2 separate regions of the Homo sapiens genome follow, and region 1 is linked to region 2. Evidence: chromatin loops called from intact Hi-C (ENCODE). Cell type or tissue: mammary epithelial cell. All regions are shown on one strand. Links, peaks and the distances in the headings refer to the core of each region. The heading gives the core; the rest is flanking DNA.

Region 1 (9,628 bases), core at 1,103-9,102, 120 kb before region 2:
GGAATTTATTAACTGATAATGATATTAAAAAGTATAACTGTGCAACCATAGAAGTCATACTCCAATATCTCATACCAAAGAAAAAAAATCCCAGCTCACCAGCCAATCAAGAATGACAGCCAGCTCTTCTTTACCAAGTGAACTTGTTGCCCTATCACCCACCACTTCCACTCCTGAGGATGGAAATGAAGACAGCTCTTGGCTGGCTGTTGAAGGAGGAATGATCACAGGTGTTGTATCCCACCCCTCTCTCCTCCTAGAACCTGGTCCAGGACTGTTTTTTGCAATGATGCCCCATGTCTTGCCTATTATTTTAGGCTAGTGACCATTCTTTTTGCTCCTTGCCATACTGTAATGATTGTTAAGTATTTTTAATATTACCCTTCCTAGGTCCAAAACCTAGGAAGTTTCCTTTGTCACTAGAAGGACCAGCTTTCGGTCCTTTTGTAATTGACCAGCTTCCCTTGTCAATAAAAAGAGAAACAAATTAAGAGTACTAAGCGTAGCATTACCCAGTTATAACTACAAAGGTGGAAAACAGCACACATGGGGTGGGGGGGAGGGGGCAGGAGGGCAAGAGATAAGCAGAAAAAATATTTGAGAAAATAATGGTCAAATAGCTTCTAGATTTGATAAAAACTGTAAACACACAGACCCAAGAAGCTCAACAAACACCAAACCGAGAAAACTTAAAGAAAATCACATCAAGGCACAGATAATCAAATTGTTGAAAACTAGCAATAAAGAAGAAACGACAACAACAACAACAAAACCCTCTTTAAACCAGCCAGAGGAGAAAAAAGCACACTTCACAGACAGGAACAAAGATATGACACTAACTTTTTATGAGAAATAAAAGCAGCCAGAAAACAATGGAATCCATCTTTAAAATGCTGAAACAAAAGTCAACTATAATCCTAGAATTCTATGTCCAGTAAAAATACCTTTCAAAAGTGTGGCCAAATTAAAACCTCCTTAGAAAAAAAACCAGAACATAAGAAATTCATCACCAGCTAAATTGTTCTACAAGACATGTCTTTTTGTTTGTTTGTTTGTTTGAGACAGAATCTCACTCTGTTGCCTAGGCTGGAGTGCAGTGGTGCCATCTCGGTTCACTGCAACCTCTGCCTCCTGGGTTCAAGCGATTCTCCTGCCTCAGCCTCCCAAGTAGCTGGGACTACAGGCACACACTACCACACCTGGCTAATTTTTGCATTTTTAGTAGGGATGGGGTTTCGCCACATTGGCCAGGCTGATCTTGAACCCCTGACATCAGGTGATCTGCCCGCCTAAGCCTCCCAAAGTGCTGGGATTACAGGCGTGAGCCACCGTGCCCGGCCCAAGACATATTTTTAAAGGAACATCTTCCAGGGGAAGGAAAATAATATCAGATGAAAACTTAGATCTACATAATAAAATTAAGTACACTTGAAATAGTAATGATATGAGTAAAATTAGATTTTTCTCCATTTTTAATTAAAACGATTGACTATTTAAAGCAAATATAATATATTGTGGGATTTATTACATGTGTAGAAGTAAAATGTATAATGCCAGTAGTGAAAAGGATGAAAGGAAGAAAGAAAAAATTCCTGTTAAAAGATTCTTGGTCTAAAAAAACAGAGATTGTCAGATGAGATAAAAATGTTAGACCTAACTATATATTGTCTAGACAATAGCAACTTTAAATATAAAGATACAGGTAGGTTAAAATTTAAATTATGGAGAAAATGCCATGTTAACATTGAGCATAAGAAAGAAAATATCATGTTAAGATTGAGCATAAGAAAGGGTGACATTCAGGATAAAGAGATACAGAGGGACATTTTATTATAACAAAGACATAACAATACTAATTGTGCCTACACCCAATAACAGCACTTTAAGTTGCATGAAGCAAAAACTGACAAAAAAGAAAAGCTAAATTGGCAACTATAACTGGAGATGTCAAAATTCCTCTCTCAGTAATTGTTAAAACAAGCAGCCACAAAATTAGGTAGAACATAGGAGACTAAATAATACTATCAATCAATTGGACTTACTATATTTATAGAATACTCAACCCAACAACAGAACATACATTCTTTTCAAGTGTACATGGTACATTCACCAAAATATATCATGTTCAATCATAAAGCAAGTCTCAATAGATGTCAGAAGATTTAAATACTACAGAGCCCCTTCTCTGATTACAATGGAAGTAAATTAGAAATCAATAACAAAAAAATCTGAAAAAACTTCAAATAGTTGGAAATTAAATAATACATTTCTAATGAAATCATGGGTCAAAGGATAAATTACTTGGAAAATTGTAAAATATTTTGAACTGAATGAAAATTAAAACACAACATATAAAAATTTGTACATACAAATAAAGCCATGATTACAGGGAAATTTAAAGCATTATCTCCTTATATTATAAAATAAGAAAGGTCTAAATTAATTATCTACACTTTCATCTTAACCTAGGGGAAAAAAAACAAATTAAATGCAATGTAAGTAGAATGAAGAAAATAAAAACAAAAGCAGAAATTAATAAAATGGAATATAGTTAAACAAAAAAATCTATTAAACCAAAAACTAATTTCCCACACAAAAAAATCAATAAAATTGATACACCGCTAGACTGATTAAGTTAAAAGGAGAAAATACAACCAATATCAGAAACAAAAGAGGAAACACAAATTTCCAATATTAGAAATGAAAGAGGGATGCTACTATCGAGCTTACAGCGATTAAAAAGATAATAAGAGAATATTATTAACAATTTTTAGCCTATAAATGTAATAACTTAGATGAAATAGACAAATGCCTTAAAAGAAACAAATTACCAAAAATGACTCAGGAAGAAGATAGCAAATCTGAGTATCCCAATATCTCTTTAAAAATGTAAGTTTATAATTTAAAACCTTCTGACAAAGAAATCTCCATGCCCAGTTACCTTTACTGACAAATTCTATAAAACATTTAAAGAAGAAATAATACCTATTCTACCCAAAGTCTTATAGAATATAGAGGAGGAGGAAACACTTTCGAATCATTTTATGAGACCAACATTACCCTGATACCTAACCAAAATACATGACAAGAAATAAAAAGCAGAGATCAATATCCTTCATGATATAAATGCAAAAATCTGTAAAATCTCGACAAATCAAATCCAGCAATGTATAAAAAGGATAATACATCACAGACCAAGTGGTTGAATATTTAACATTTGACATTCAACTACTGTATTTCACCATATTAACAGACTTAACAAGATAACTCATATGCCTTTTTCAACAGATGGAGAAGAATCATTTGACACAACCCAAATGTCTTATAAAGTTAAACATAAATGTACAGCAAGACAGCAATTTCCACTCCTAAGTATTTACCAAGAAAATGCTAACTTATCTACACAAAGACTTGTATGCAAATATTCATAGTATTGTGGCTTTATTCATCCTAAACCAATACTGGAAATAATCCAAATGACCATTAATAGCGAATGGCCAAACAAATTGTAGCTTATCCATAAGATAAGGTATGCGACAATAATAAAAACAACCTATGTTACATGCAACAACGTGAATGAATCTCAACATTCTTATGCTGCTCTGAAAGGAACCAGACACAAAAAAAGTACATAATGTATGACTTCATTGATATGAAAGTATAAAAAAGAAAAATCTATTATGACAAGAAAGCACATCAGTGGATGCTTAGGACCAAAAGTGCATGGAAAATTAAATAAGGGCACAAGAAACTTTTTAGGATGATAGAAATGTTCCATATACTGATTATTTCACAATTATATTGCATGAAAATTTAAGGTATATAAATATGTCAAAAGTCATCAAATGTGCACATAAAATGGGTGCATTTTAATATGCAAATTATACCTCAATAAAAATTTTTTTTCCAAAAGTGCACCATGGGGGTTTTTATTAAAAAAGAAGGAAGAAGAAGAAGAAGAAGAAAAAGAAGAAGAAGAGGAAGAGGAAGAAGAAAAAGAAGAAGAAGAAGAAGAAGAAGAAGAAGAAGAAGAAAAATTGTCCTTGGAGGGTCTTATAGTAGCTGGATAGAGTGTGAGCTGGACTACAGAATATTCTGGCATCACCAGTGAAGTCAGAGAAGACTTCCTGCTGGGGCTTTGATGGTTGTTTGAAATCCTAACAGTCATACCAGTGTAGTGGGCATGGAGCAGTGCTGCTGATATTGCCAGTTCAGTGAAAATGTGAAGGTCTCAAAGCATGTGAGGAGCTTTGATTTACACTTTTGTACTTGGGTCATTTCCAACAATTCTCAGAGAAGCCAGACCTGCCTGGCTACATGGACAAGGGGACCATGTCTCCAGCCACTTTTCCAGGAACCTCCTGGTGCTGGTGCTGATGCTGTGATAAAGAGGGATGGAAAGAGAAATACCTGGGTAAGGAGGACATAGCTTTAACAACTGAGGGTCTGGTATGGTAGCACAGAGCTAGCTAGACAGGACTGAGTCTCTCCTAGGGAGGAAGTAGGAGTGAGAACCCAAGATTCATGGCTGGAGAAACAGGTAGACAGGCACAGAGACTTGTCCTTCCTTCAGGACCCAGATGGTCTTACATGTCCCAATCCCTACATCCTAAGAACTTCCCTCCTCCCTCCTAATGCTGCTGGTGCCAAGTGCCAGCCTCTGGCACAGACCTCTCGCATGGATAACTCTACCCAGTCACAGAGCTGCTGCTTCATGACAATGGTTCTTTCACACACTTTCCCATTTTCCAGCACTTGATGGCCACTTGTAGTCATTGGGGGTTAGAAGCATGATGTTAAAATCAGTTTCACTCTCCCATTTTACCGAGAAGGAAAGTGGAGCCATGGGAGGTGAAATCCAAATTACCAATTAGAGAACTTCAGATGCAAACAGACCTGAGTTCAACTTCCACTCTCTCACTTACTCGCTAAATAAATGTGGACAAATCCCCTACGCTCTTTGAACCTCCTTTGCCTTACCTGTAAAATAGGTACAATGACCCCTAGGTCATAAGGTTGTCCCTAGGATTACATAAGACAATTCTACCACACAGTAGCCTATCGACAATGGTCTTAGGCCAGGAGGCAGGAGATAGGGAAGATAAGGAGTGTTGTATCCTGCCGGGCAGTTTCCTGTCTTGACCACATCTCATTGCCTTCTCTGACTTTTGCTTCTGAATAAATGGACTTCAGTGTTCATTCTGGTCTCTCATTGCTCATTAGTGTCTTTTTTCTTCTCTTTTCTTCTTTGATCTAATTAGAGGAATCTGAATACTTGAAGGTAGTTTTCTGATCTAGCCAATTCCCTTGTCCGGCTTTACAACTGAGAGTGGTGACGGTGCCAGTAACAACAACGGCCACATTAATAATCCTGTTGGCTTCCTATCCCTCCCTCTTTAGAACTGGCAAAGGGCAGGGAACATGACAAGGCAGCAGACTGCCCTGGTCACTGGCAACCTAAGCCCTCTCACAGGAGCCACTAGAGCAGTAATTGCTACGTTCTCCCAACCCAGAGTGTTCTTTCCGCCAGAGCACAGGCAAGCAGGAGGGACTGGGGAATGAGGCTGATTTTCCCAGGTCCCAGCCATGCCTGGAGGAGAAAGTACAGACATGTAGGTGTTCAAGAGGCTTTCAAACTCCAGGCCCAAGGCTTCCCTTTATCTGGAACTCACATTCTTCCCCAGGCGATCTCAGTCACTGGCCCCTTCCATCCACTTCCAACTCTACCCAATCCCTTCCTCCAGGTGGGGCCTGTGAGCCGCCTGGTGCTCGGACCGTTGTTCACTTCTCTGTGCATGGCTTTGCTCTGCATGATGTCATTAGCACAAGGAAGCAACTCAAAAATGGGCAACCAGAAGGGGCACTCAGGCCATCTGTCCTTAGCCAAGACCCTTGGGTCAGATTCCACTGGTGTCCTTGGTTCATTTCACTTCTGTGGTCACAAGAAAGCCAAAACTGCACAGTCTTGTAACCAAGTACATTTCATGTACCTACTGCTGAAACCTAGTAAGTGTCTATATTCTAATACTATAGATTTATCTGATGATTGATACTGCTCTCCTGATAATATCAATAATAGCTAATACTTACTGAGCATTTAACCCTGTCCCAAGAACTGTACTCAATGTCTGAAATGCACGATTTCACTTAACCCTCACAACACTCTGTGAGGTAGTTACCATTATTATTCCCATTTTACAGATGAGGACACTGAGGCTCAGAGACACGGAATCACTCGCCCAACTAGGAAATAATAGGGGAGAAATTTGAACCCAAGGCTGAATGTTATTCTAATTATTATTCCCACCCTCACCCCATCATAATCAATTATAAAGCTGAGGGGAACTTTTCTCTGATCTAAGCTATACTACGTCTTATATGTGAACAACTTTTTAATGAATGAGACACATGCTCTCCTATTAATGAAAACAGAGAGATACCCTTCTCTGTGTTGACAATGTAGCTTTACCCTTCAGGCCCAGGATTGGGATCAAGAAACAGCTGAACCTGGTAGTACACTGCTGCCAGAGAAAAGAAGAAACTGGTCATTTGGTTGCAGCTGAAATTGCCATTTTTGATGCATGTCTTTGGTATACTAACGCAGGCAATGACTCCGATTTTGCCAGGTGTTGCCATTGTCTGGGCTTTTATCCTGATGGCATCGGCTGGATTCAATGCCCTGGAGGGCCACATTGAGGATCTAGTAGGACACAGGGGGTTCTCAGTCTCCTGCCTCAACCCCCTGAGGGTGCTCTGATTTTCTTGCTCCCTGGTATCAACCCTGGAGGCTTCACTGCATGAGCGTATAGAAGAAACATTTTAAGCTCTTTCCTGAGAAGAGACTGCACCTAATCTGCAGGCTCCCAGCACCCCTCAGTGAGGCTGGATTTGGTGGGGGATGTGGACAAGCAGTGGGACGGGGAGGATTTTATGACAGCAGGACTAATGAGGTGCTTCCTTGTGTAGAATCAAATGTCCTACTGAGTGACATACGGTCAAAACACAGTGTTGAAGAAGTCCAAGGAAGGGAAGAGGAATTCAGGCCACAGCGTAGGAAAAGTTTTCAGAAAAGCAGAGAGATGTATTTAAGCAAAGGGACAGCATTCAGGTAAGAAGGACATTCTTAGCAGAGAACATAGGCAGATGAAAGATTATCCTGAATGAGGACCAAAGGAGAGAGATGAGAGGTATGATATGTGGCTGGGGACCCCATGGGAATATAAGCATCAGTGGCCCTGGAATGAGAGCAAGAGGAGACGGCGGGCTGCCAGGCAGTGCCATGAGAGGAGTGGCTTCCCAGGAACACCAAACTCACAGGGCGTGCTGAATACAGAAGACATGGAAACAGGAGGCCAGTGACATCACTGCCTCCCACAGTCATGGGGGCCTAACATGGGACCCAGCTCCCAGACCCTGGGGACACACTGAAGGTCACCTACGGGCAATGAGGCTGGAATTCAGAAATTTGAGAAAACACTGAGTTGTGAAATCTTGTCCTCTCTCTGTATCTTTCCTTAATAAGCCAGGCTAGGCGTTTGCTTTCCAGTTCACAGTAAGAGGCAGGAAATTGGACTCAATCTTGCAGTCTTCCCAGGCTTTTGGCTCCTCTGTACCCACCCCCTCCCTGGCAGCCAGTGGGCACAGGCCTTTTGCCCTGGAAACTCACTTTACAAGCCAGGGACTAGTACTATCACTGAAGTCTTGGGTGCCTGTGGCCAGTATTTCCTTCCTGCCTCATGGACAAGGCCATGGGCCTGGGAAGCAGGAACCTGTCTCCAACCTATGGTATCATGGCCCCTTTCCTTCAAGTAAGACTCATGGGACATGGATCCCAACACCTCCCTCTGCAACCTCCCCCAGGGCAATTGCCCCCTGAGGTCTCATTAGAGTTTCTCAAAGTCTCTGGCGCAGCACTCAACTTGGTCTTGGAGACAAATCTCATGAAAGGAGTCTGCCCAGAACTGAGCATCCTAGGATGGTTGCTTCCTGGGAAAGCTCCTTGGGACCCTCTTTTCCATCATCAGAGATACAGGAGCCCATGAACCTGGATCCTTCCAAACACAGGAGACTGGTTTCTCAGAAACCATTTCCTTATTCCTGCCTCCAGCTCCAAGGGCTTCCTATAGAACCTGGAAAGTTCCCGGCAGCTATACCTTGACTTACAGCTGGGGATTCTCAGGACTGGAACAGAGTTGTCTAAATGATGGTTGTTGAGTGCATAGGAATTTGAATAGGTGTCTGCAAATAGAAGCCAATCTTCTGTTGGGCATTTCTACCTGCAGGCACTAGGGCAAGGAGGCTGGTACCATCAGCCCTGTTTTAAATAAGAGAAAACTAAAGCACAAAGAGGTCTAATGGCTTATCTGAGCTCACAGGGGTAGCCAGGGAGGAAGGCAAGACTCTCTGTCTTACTCTAAAGCCCAAATTCCTGCCCCCTGTTCTCTGGTACTTTGCTGTCCAGTATGGCAGCCCCTAGCCACTACAGTAGCTATTTATATTTAAGTCTAAATTAATTAACATTAAGTAAAATTTAAAATACACTTCCTTATTGTCATAATCACGTTCCAGGTGCTCAAGAGCCATAAGTAGCTAGTGGCCACCACGTCAGAACATGCAGACTTAAAACATTTCCACCCTTAGGGCAAATTTTCTGGAACAGCCTTGTAGTCTGAAGCTTGTTGTTCATACACTTGGGCAAGGAACTGGGCCACTGCCTCGACTCACTGCCCTCTCCTTACCCAATCCATTCACTAAAATAGCGCCACATGCATTTCAGGGCTGCTTACTCTGACTTGTCTTTCTTTCCTTGCTTCCAGCTCTCTCCAGTTTCCAAGAGTGTGACTGCAACCCTCGCCACTACACACAAGTAAAGAATGAGATTTGCATGCTAAGAACGTGATTGTGTGGGCTTGGGCCTCCCTGCGCACATACTGGCTATCCAGCAGGAGAACTGCCATGAGTGAGGTCCCCAGACGAGGGGCAGGTCTTCTCAGTCTCAGCCTGGACATGGCTGATGTTTCTCAGGAATCAGTGCCCTCTTGGGCCCCATGCTGTGCTGTGGCTAATTGTCCCTGGAAACAAGACCTCTACTAGCTTCTGGGGTTGCAGAGGCTGACAAAGGTCAAGTTTTCCTAAGGCCTTGCATTCCTTTTGGCCTCTCTACACTCAAATCTTATGTCTGGAAAAGCACCCTCATTCTCTGATCAGCTATCATGTGGTTCCTTTCTACAAATAAACTGCTGAAAGGATTTGCCCAGCACATGGCCTGCTGGTCTTCCATGTAGAAGGCATTTAGGCTGGGTCGCCTCTGCCTTCACAGCCACAATCCCCAATGCTGTCCAGGTATGGAGAAAGGATGCTGTCTCTGCTTTTGGCTGCTTTCTAGCCAGATGGCCCATGATAAAGTGGAAGTCAAGATGCCAAAGTTCTTCCTAACCCAGCGTTGAGCAGGCAATTCCAGGCTGCAGGCTGCAATGACCAGCCAGTCAAGGGATCCTGATAGTTATCTTCTCTTTTCCTTTCCTCTAGGTTTGCCTCTTCCGTATCAGACTCAGACAGGTTTTCAGTGGACACATCCTCTGAAGGAAGGATTTCTTTCCATGTGACTCTAGTCCTTTTCTCACTAACT
Region 2 (9,628 bases), core at 522-8,521:
TCAGACTGGCACTCTCCTGTAGCATGGGGATGTTAGATTAAGGAAGGTGGTTAAGGGGAAAGGAATGAATGAACTGTGGTGTGAAATTTTCTCCAAGGGAGCCCATCAGACAGCAGACAGCTGTTGCACATTGCATTTTCCAGAAACTTTGCTCAGGCATTTGATCTGATCTTCATACAAATCCCAGTGGGACAAATATTTGTATCAGTCATCCCTTATACACATGGAAACCTAGACCCAGCTAGGTTAAGAAATTTGCTAGGAGTCACCCCTGCTGCTTGGTTGGTGCTACTCTAAAACACTACTGGGATCTTAGGAATTTCTTTTCAGAGTTGCAGTATAGCTAATGGATTGTATATTGATCTATACCAGTGCTATTCAATAGAAATATAATGTGAATCATATATGTAACTTAAGTTTTCTAGTACACTCATTAAAAAAGGTAAAACGAAACAGGAGGTTTTTTATGTTTTATTTAATGCAATATATTGAAAATATTAGCATTTTAACTTAATGTACAAAGTTATTAGCAAGATATTTTACATTTTTTTTATACTAAGTCTTTGAAAATCAGTCTGGATTTTACACTGACGGTACATCTCAATTTGGACTAACCGCACGTCGCTAGTGGCTACCATATTGGATAGAAAGTCCAGATGGAATTTTCTTGAAGGCTGGTTTAAACTGGAGTAGGAATCCGCTCATTCAATCAGCAAAACTTTATCGAGGGTATATTCCCTTCCAAGTCCTGTGGGTAGATGCTGGGTAGGCACAATGAAAAGAACGTATAGCCAGATGAGAGCAAAATGTCACTTTATAGTAGCTAGCTTTGTGGTGGCAGTACAGTTCATCAGCATAGTACTCAGGTAGAGCCATTTGCAGCTCCAGACCTAAGAAATCTCCTCTACCAGAAGCCCAAACCATCTTGGCCTATTACCCTGTTGACCTACTGTGTGATAGATAGATAAGGCAGCAAGATGATCAGGTCTGAGAGCAGGCACTGGCTGAACTACACACCCTGCTCTGGTCTCAGAACAGGCAAAATAGCAAGAGAAGGCTGACGGACTCCTGAGGTGGCCCTAGGTCTGCCTATTTCCCTACCAGGAAAGAACAGAAATGAAGGAGGTGAAGAGCAAGGTGGCTGGGCCTGCAGCTTACCCACCCACCTGCATGGAACCAGGAGGTGGAGGGCAGGGGACATCAAAGATGACCCTATTCACGAGTAAGACGAGTACCAGAGTTAGTCTCTCCATCGATACCTGCATCGCCTCCTCCTTAGTGGGAAACTCAAAACAGGCGAATGGGCCTGGGTGGATTTGAACCTTCCCTTCTCCCTACAATATACCTGGGACAGGCCCGGCCATTTCACATCCATATGGGAAGTGGCATGGTCACCAGTTTGTATTCTTATGATCTGTAGACCTTGTGAACTCTGTGTCTGCCAGGCCAATCAGCTGAGGAGACTGAGCCTCCCCATGTCTCAGAGCAAGTTTGGTGTTCACAGCCTGAGCTTCAGGTTTATGAGGCAGGAACACTAACTAGAATATAGGCATATTCAATTTAAATCCTGGCATCCCTGGCCAGGTGTGGTGGCTCACGCATGTAATCCCAGTATTTTGGGAGGCTGAGACGGGAGGATCCCTTGAACCCCAGAGTCTGAGACCAGCCTGGGTATTATAGTAGGACCCTGTCTCTACAAAAACTGAAGAATTATCTGGGCATGGTGGTGTGCATCTGTAGTCCTAGTACTTTCTAAGGCTGAGGCAGGAGGATCACTTGATCCCAGGAGGTCGAGACTGGCATGGGCAACACTATGAAGCCCCATCTCTACAAAAAATAGAAAAATTAGCTGGGTGTGGTGGTGCGGTGCCTGTAGTCCCAGCTACTAGGGAGACTGAGGGGGTAGTATCTGTTGAGCCCCAGAGGTTGAGGCTGCAGTGAGCCATAATCATGCCATTGCACTCCAGCCTTTGTGACAGAGTGATACCCTGTCTCAAAAAAAAAAAAAAAAAATCTGATGTCTCCGGTGGCCAGTTATGTGGGATTGCCTCTCCTAATCTTGGTTTTCTCACCTGTAAAACTGAGGTGAGTGATTTAAGACAGCTCTCAATATGGCTACCTTGGTTCAAATTAAGCAATAATGTGAAGGTGATCTGTAACTAAAAATTCTTTATTGTTGGACCATCCCTGGCTGAGTCATTGAGAACTGGACTGGAGCCATATACCTAGGTCTTGCCTTTTCCACTTGTACCTGCCCGACTTTGAGCTTCTCCAGACCTCAGTTTCATTACCTGACCCATGAGGATAATAAGTGTCTCCTTCAAGGGTTGTAGTGAAGATGAAATGAGTGACTGTATGTAAAACTATTAGAATAGTGCATGGCACGTGTCAAGTGTTAGCTCTTACTGTATTTTCATGTCTGCCCAGAAGAAAGCTGTCAGGGAATTGCCTGTTGTAAACAGTAAATTCTATTTAGAGTAAAATTTAAAAAGCAAATAAAGAATTCTATCGCAGGCTTCAGTAGTCAGGTTCCCTTCTGCAAAGAACTGATAGAATGGGGGCTAAAGAAGTTGTGGGCACCTAAAAAGTACAAACTGGCTTCAGTAGAAATAGTCACATTACTGTCATGCTAATAGAATCATGGCTTATCAGGCAAGCAGTTTTAAGTATAAGCTTTTATCCCTCCACCCTCAATAAATATATATATTGCAGAGCATACATTTCTTTAAGATTAATACTTGTGCCAGGCACGGTGGTTCACGCCTGTATTCTCAGCGCTTTGGGAGGCTGAGGCAGGCGGATTGCGTGAGCCCAGGAGTTTGAGACCAGCCTGGGCAACATGGTGAAACCCTGTCTCTACAAAATATACAAAAATTAGCCAGGTGTGGTGGTACACCCCTGTAGTTCAAGTTACTGGGGAGGCTGAGGTGAGAGGATTATTTGAGCCCTGGAGGTCAAGGCTGCAGTGAGCCATAATTGCACCACTGTGCTCCAGCCTGGGCAACAGAGTGAGACTCTGTCTCAAAAAAAAAATTAATTATTGTATATGAAATTACTGGATCAAAAGGTACACCTACATTTTATGATATATTTTGCTAAATTCTTCCAAGAGGGGCATCTGATATAAGTCCTCACTGTGACCAGCTAACCAAAAGCACATTTTCTTATTACATAAAAAATAAAGTCCGGCATAGTGGTTTGCACCTGTAATCCCAGCTACTTGAGATGCTGAGGTGGAAGGATTGCTTGACCCCAGGAATTAGAGACTGCAGTGAGCCATGATCATGCCACTGCACACCAGCCTGAGCAACAGAGCAACCCCATCTCTTAAAAAAAAAAAAGTGATCTTCAGGTAAAGTACCCAAAAATATACAATGATGGAAAATTGTTAATGGCCTGCCAAGGCTTTATGAGGCTCAAAGAATAAAGTATATTTTTTGGAATATATGTTTATTCCAGAATGTTCCCTGCACCTGTGCCACATAGAGGTCTGTACCAGCCTCAGGGTGCACAGATGGATAAAACACACTGCTCTCCCCAAGGAGTCTACAGCCTGTAGGGAGGCAGATGTGGATGATACTAGCAGTGGAGATGGCCACCAGGGGTGCACTTCATCCTGCTTAGGGAGAGGGGAGAGCATCTGGGAAAACGTCCTAGGAATGACCCCTGAGAACCGCCTCTAAGATCAGGTTGGAGTTGAATGAATAGCAGGTAAAAGTCTTTCCAAGTACAACAGCCGGGCAGCTTGAAATGCTGTACTTTGGAACCTGGGATATACCCTCTCTTTGCTGCAAAACATAAAATATTATCAACCAGAAGAAAGCATGGAACTTAAAATGACAAGGTATTTCCCACATAAGCACTTCCTTTTTTGTTTGCTATAATTAGCTTTTGCATGTGTTGCTTTCTCACAGATAGGAAAATGGATTACTTAGGAGTTTGGAGCATATAGTATAGTAAGTAGGTAAGAGCAGGGACTATGGTCAGAGTCTAGCCTCCAAATTAGCAGCTGAGCAACAGTGGCAGACCCCTTTGGGTCTGTTTCCTTATGTGTTTAGTGGGGATAAAAAGCATTGCCTATATCACAGGGTTACCATGAGTAACAAGTGGGATGACATCATTGAAATCGATGTGAAACCGCCCAGTGTTTTGCAAATGTTTATCACTGTTTAACTTTGTTTCCCCCTAGTGGTTAGCACAGAGCTTTGCACAGAGTGGCCGCTTAGGATTTAAAGGGAAAACCACCCCACAGGGAGGCTCATTGGTTGTGTTCGAAGCTCAGAACATTTGTCAGCAACTTGCCTAAAGAGAGAACCTTGCTGTTCATGTTTGCAGAATGATACCAGGGATGGGACTGTTAACTGGTATGATGGATAACCTTATTGGGATCCAGGAGGATCTCCATGAGCTAATGAAACCAACAGAGTAAAGGTTCATAGGACTCCACCTTGAGGATCAGGAAAAGTCATTTACAGCATTTGGTTGGCCTTTGGGGACATGATTGCTGCCATCAAATGGCCAGCAGCGGCTCACAGGCCTGGCAGGCAGGCTGGTGGGGTGGTAGGAGCACTAACTGGGGTTCAGATCACCTGGGTTCTGATCTTGACCCTGTCCCAAAGGTGTCTTTTCCTTTCCAGACCGCAATTTCTTCACTCTTAACATGAGAGCTTTGAAGGAAGTGATTCTAATGCTTTCTAGCAATTTCCTCATTGGGCATGCTGTGTCAGGGCATTTAAATGATTTCCTGTGAACGCACCATGTGCGCTTAACCCTGCACAAACTCACCAGCCACATAGCCTTGACATTTCTTTCCACAGCTTGGCCACATTTGGCTGGCCTTAACAGCCTCTGGTCTAACCTTGACCAAGTCTGCATGCATTGGTCACTTGGCTCTCTGCCCTTTTCCCCTTCCAGAACTGAAATTTGCATCAGCCTCTGTACAGATCAGTTCTGAGCACCCAAATTTCTGAGCACCTACTGTGTGTCATGCCTGGTGCTGGGGGCCCTAAAGGTGAGTCTGACCCACTCCCAGCACTTGAGGCACAGTGTAGGAAGGAAACAGATCCCTTCGTTATGGTGTGGATCTCAAAAGAGCAGCCCTGTGTTGTGAGGGCAGTTAGGTGAACAAGGCTGAATGAAACATAACCTTTGCATCTTCCCTTTTTTTTTTTTTCTTTTTTGAGACAGAGTCTGGCTGTGTCACCCAGGCTGGAGTACAGTGGCTCAGTCTCGGTTCACTGCAACCTCTGCCTTCCAGGTTCAAGCGATTCTCATGCCTCAGCCTCCCAAGTAGCTGGGATTACAGGCATGCACCATCATACCTGGCTAATTTTTGTATTTATACTAGAGATGGGGTTTCACCATGTTGGCTAGGCTGGTCTCAAACCTCTGACCGCAGGTGATCCACCCGCCTTGGCCTCCCAAAGTGCTGGGATTACAGGCGTGAGCTACCATGCCCGGCTGCATTGCCCTTTCAACTTCATGGTGAAATTCACCCAAGCAGCTACCTGTCTCACCCACTTCCCTTCTGAGATTGGCCACAAAGTATCACCATATCTTTCCCATACTCTGCCCTTGTAACAGAGAAGGAGTTATTTGATTTGGAAATCTTTGGTGTTGAATTGAGAGTCCTCAGGAGGCTCCTGGCATTGCAGCGAGCTACAGGAAGAAATTCATTAAAATATTTGGAAAGATCAGGACTAATTTTTTTTTTAAAGATGAAGTAGAAGCTTTTTTTTGTTTTGTTTGTCAAGAAAATGGAATACGAGATCGGTTGCCCCATTAGAGGTAGAGATTATCTCCTCAATTCTGTTTTTAGACAAATGGGAAAACTTGTGGAGAAGGGAAATGGATGTCCTCAGGTCCCATAAGCCTGGTCCTTTGCTCTTCACCTGGTGCCATCCTTTTTCCCAGTTTCCTCAATGGTCCAGACACCCAAATGGTTTGAGTCCTTGAGGCAGCCATGGACACTTGTACAGGTTGAGCACTGCACAACTCTCAAGAATGCCCATCACATCATAGGCATCAACAATTCAATTCACATTGGCAGACAACAGTCAAGGGTCTCAAGGGAGCAGTACCATTTTGCCCAGGGGCTAGTCTGGAAGTCACCCTTCCTTTTCCCTCTGCACCTGCAGGTCCCTAATGTGATTCCCCTGATAGCCCCAGAATCTCTCTTCATATCTTCTGACTCCCCTTAGAATGTGTCTTTCTCCCTAGGAACTTTGCTGTTGCCTGAGCCCTGACCATTCAGCCCCACTCCCACCCACCTTTTGTCCCTGTGGCCTCTGAGCACATCCTGGTCCCCTTTCTTCCACACCTCCCTGAATCCCAGGGGATGGGTCAGGATGTGGAGAGTGGTCAGGTCGGCATGGCCTCCCTTCTGCCTACACCCAGTTTTTAGAGCAGATTGGTCCAGTGTTATGGTAACCTTGGGGTATGGCAGAGAAAGCCTGCACCGTGTGTGGCATATGGATTGTGGCATTTCCCCCAGTGGGTTCTCTTTATCCAGTGGCATGAGTGCAAACTGCTGTGCTGACCACAGTGTATGGAAGAGGTGTGGGATTAGAACAGGGCCTAGGTTCAAACACCGTCTCCTAATTTTCTCCCTCTGTGTCCTTGGGGAGAATGAGAATTTGATTGGATCATGTGTGATAGTATCTTAGCCTATAGTGAAGGCTCAGATAAGTGTGGAATCTGGAGCTAGTGAGAAGCTTCAGTTCATGTGGTGTAGAACTTACCAGAAGAGTATTTCTAATTAATGTTATTCTGATGATGCTGTAGATGCTTATAAATGCAAACCATATTAAAAAGGCAAAACTAATTATGATTTTCCCCTTCTTCTGTCTTGATAGCTCATTTTGGAGACTATAATTCTTCCATACATCATCCAGGCTATCTTTCCGATAGTCACTTTATACCCGATCAAAATGAGGACTTTTTAACAAAAGTCGAATCTCTGCATGAGCAGCACAGGTGAGGGGGGCTGGGGTGGCCTACTTTGGGGACTTGGGTTGGGTATTTTCAGACATCATATCCCTTTGTGTTTGATGCAGCCTCTTTCTTTTGTGCATGAATCCTCTTTCAAGATGTCGGGGGTTTTTGAACCTTTGAGCTGGTATGGTGGCAGATATATTTGGCATAACTAGCATTTCTGTAAAGTGTAAAATCCAGTAAGAGTTTAGGGTGATAGCTGCTGCGTCCTTTTCAGGATGTCATTGAAATCAGTAAATTCCTGAAGGAAATGCCCATTTTGAAATCTGATTGCCCCACCAATGGACTGTACCAAGGTAAACCTCTTAGCAGTTTACCACATTTAATAAAACAAGCTGTTCCTTCAGGTCTTGTTAAACAGACAGACAGATGGACGTACAGTGCTGACCAGTCTCCTGTGTTCAGTTCATGAAAAGTGCCCTATGTCCAAGTGGGGAGCATGAGTCTTCTGCAGTTGCCCCTGCGTATTTGTTGCGAGCCTCAGCTCCAACACATATGCCCAATTCTGGCTGCTCTTCCCCTTCCTTGTTTTACTTAAAGCTACAGCAGCAGCTGTGCAGTCCAGGTCAAATAAAGGCCACCCTGACCAAGAAGGCCAGCTCTCAAGGGGCTGCTCTCTTCTTGGGAAAGCCATAAAAACAAAGGCCAGGCAACCAAGTGTCCTTTCTAAGAAGGCATTGCCAAACCTCTCTCCCAGAATTACTCCCAGGGCAGAAGTCAATCTCCTAAAATAGTACGGGGCCAGTGGCGTTTGAAAGTTTGAGGCCACTGCCAAAAGAAGAGATAAAGGCAGAGAGACCTAAAGATTCCCTACTAATTAGCAACTTGGAATAATTAGGGCAGGGATTCTGAAAGGTAACAGTCTTCTCCGTCTGAATATTGTGAGCCCACTAAAGGGGAAGTATTATTTAATTTAAAAACAAGAGGGTCTAGAGGGAGTCACATTCAATGGATAAGAATAAAAACTTGCTTTAGTAGAATTTAGCATTAGATTGCTGAAGATTGATAACATAAGGCATTTAATAACCTTACAGAAATGGTATCAAATGTTCTAGATTTTTTAAAATTGGAGTTAATGCCCTCTCTTTATTGGATGAACTCTGCTTTTTGTCTTTTCTTCCGTAGTGGGCTAAAACAATCAGAAGCAGAATCCTGCTATATCAACATAGCGCGGACCCTCGACTTCTATGGAGTAGAACTGCACAGTGGTAGGGTATGTATTCTTGTTATGTCTTGGCTCAAACATTATGTTTTTATTTTAATCTCTGAGAGTTTGAAAAATTCTTTGATGAAACTATTTCTTTTTCATTATAACAGGACTTTTTAAAAGATATTTGGAAGGTTTATTAAGTAATGCTGAATTTTTTGTTGGTCATTTGTCCAATTGCTTTTTTTTAATGTTTGCTTTTGTACTTGAAGACTTTTCCCTTTTGAAGGGTTAGGGGACTAGAAACTAGTAATTTTTGTAAGACCATTTTATATTATGGTTTTAAAAGGCAAAAAATAGGTATAAATTCATTTTTCAGGTGACGGTTTAAGGAGCCAAGATTTCTACTACTTAATCTCAAGTGTTGCTCAAATTGGAGATAGTTACTCATATATGATAGTTTTTTTAAAAAGATTATGGTGATATAATTGTTAAAATCAATAAATATTTGAAATTAGTTGTGGCTACTTTAGTAGGATTTACTAACATCTGTCATCTGTCAAGCAATTTCTATGCACCAGTGGATTATTTCCTGCGGTAATACCATGAGTTCCATATGTTATCATTAACCCCATTTTACAGATGGAGAAACTGATACTCAGGGACATAACCGAGGTCACACAGCACACAAGTTGTAGCTTCAGCACATGACCCCTCACTGTCTAATTAGCATCTGACCTTTGATCAGTGGCATACGTTTTCTACCTGTGATTGGTCCACATCATATCCAAAAGGAAGCAAAAATTAATTGAGCACCTACTATATACTAGCCTTTATCCAGATGCTTTCATATGAGACCATAAGGTCTCACCTTGTGATCATAGAAACCTTGTGAAATCGACATTCTAGTTATTCCCGTTTTATAGATGAGAAAACCGAGGCTCATAGAGATTGAGTAAATGATCAGATTTTAAATCTATGTATTTTCATAGTTTATAGAAACACTTTCATTTATTTTTGTTTCACTTCGGTCCCTTGACAGTCCTGTGAGGTAGGCAAGTTGTGATATAGGAAATAAGGAAGGAAAATGGTGTTAGATCTTACAAAATATCAGCTTTGGGACTTGACCATTCATTTTTATTCCATTTGCAAATAATATTTTATCTTAGATAGAATGTTTCAGAGAACTTTAATTGTCGGTGAAGTAGGGCTTTATATCTGCCTGAGTTGAGCTGTGCTGTCCCACCCCAAGAACTGTCAGTGAAATGACCCTCAAGGGCTGTGAGGCCAGATGATATCTGCGTGGCAAAGACCCCCACAGTATCAGAGGGGGTTGGTCATACTAGGCTGTTCTACGTGAACTAAAAACCCCTAAATCTCCATAGCTTCATATCATAAGGTTTATCTTTCAGTAATTCAAAGCTTGCATTGAGTCTAGGAGTCTTCCAGGGCAGCCCTCCACCCCATCCATCGCAATAACTCAGCAGT

The links. Peaks named below come from ENCODE experiments on the same cell type or tissue, not always from the same donor. Only the 100,000 strongest peaks of a DNase experiment are listed, where the experiment ranks them.
Region 1: it touches region 2 in a loop (20-fold over the local background); 2 of 110 quality-filtered maps call a loop at or near these places.

Annotation. Positions count from the first base shown.
Region 1 is chr9:109,556,756-109,566,383 of GRCh38, reverse strand. No RefSeq gene overlaps it. Among named protein-coding and RNA genes, the nearest start is that of MIR3927, 50 kb to the right of the region's middle. In mammary epithelial cell, for the core only: a CTCF peak has its summit at 5,743; a DNase peak (open chromatin) is centred at 8,653; H3K27ac peaks cover 972 bases.
Region 2 is chr9:109,435,461-109,445,088 of GRCh38, reverse strand. It overlaps PTPN3 (protein tyrosine phosphatase non-receptor type 3), which reads left to right. Exons shown (of 26, transcript NM_002829.4): 8 at 6,855-6,975; 9 at 8,119-8,206. Among named protein-coding and RNA genes, the nearest start is that of PTPN3, 58 kb to the left of the region's middle. In mammary epithelial cell, for the core only: CTCF peaks have their summits at 3,611 and 4,193 (motif pointing left); DNase peaks (open chromatin) are centred at 2,208 and 4,148; H3K27ac peaks cover 1,489 bases.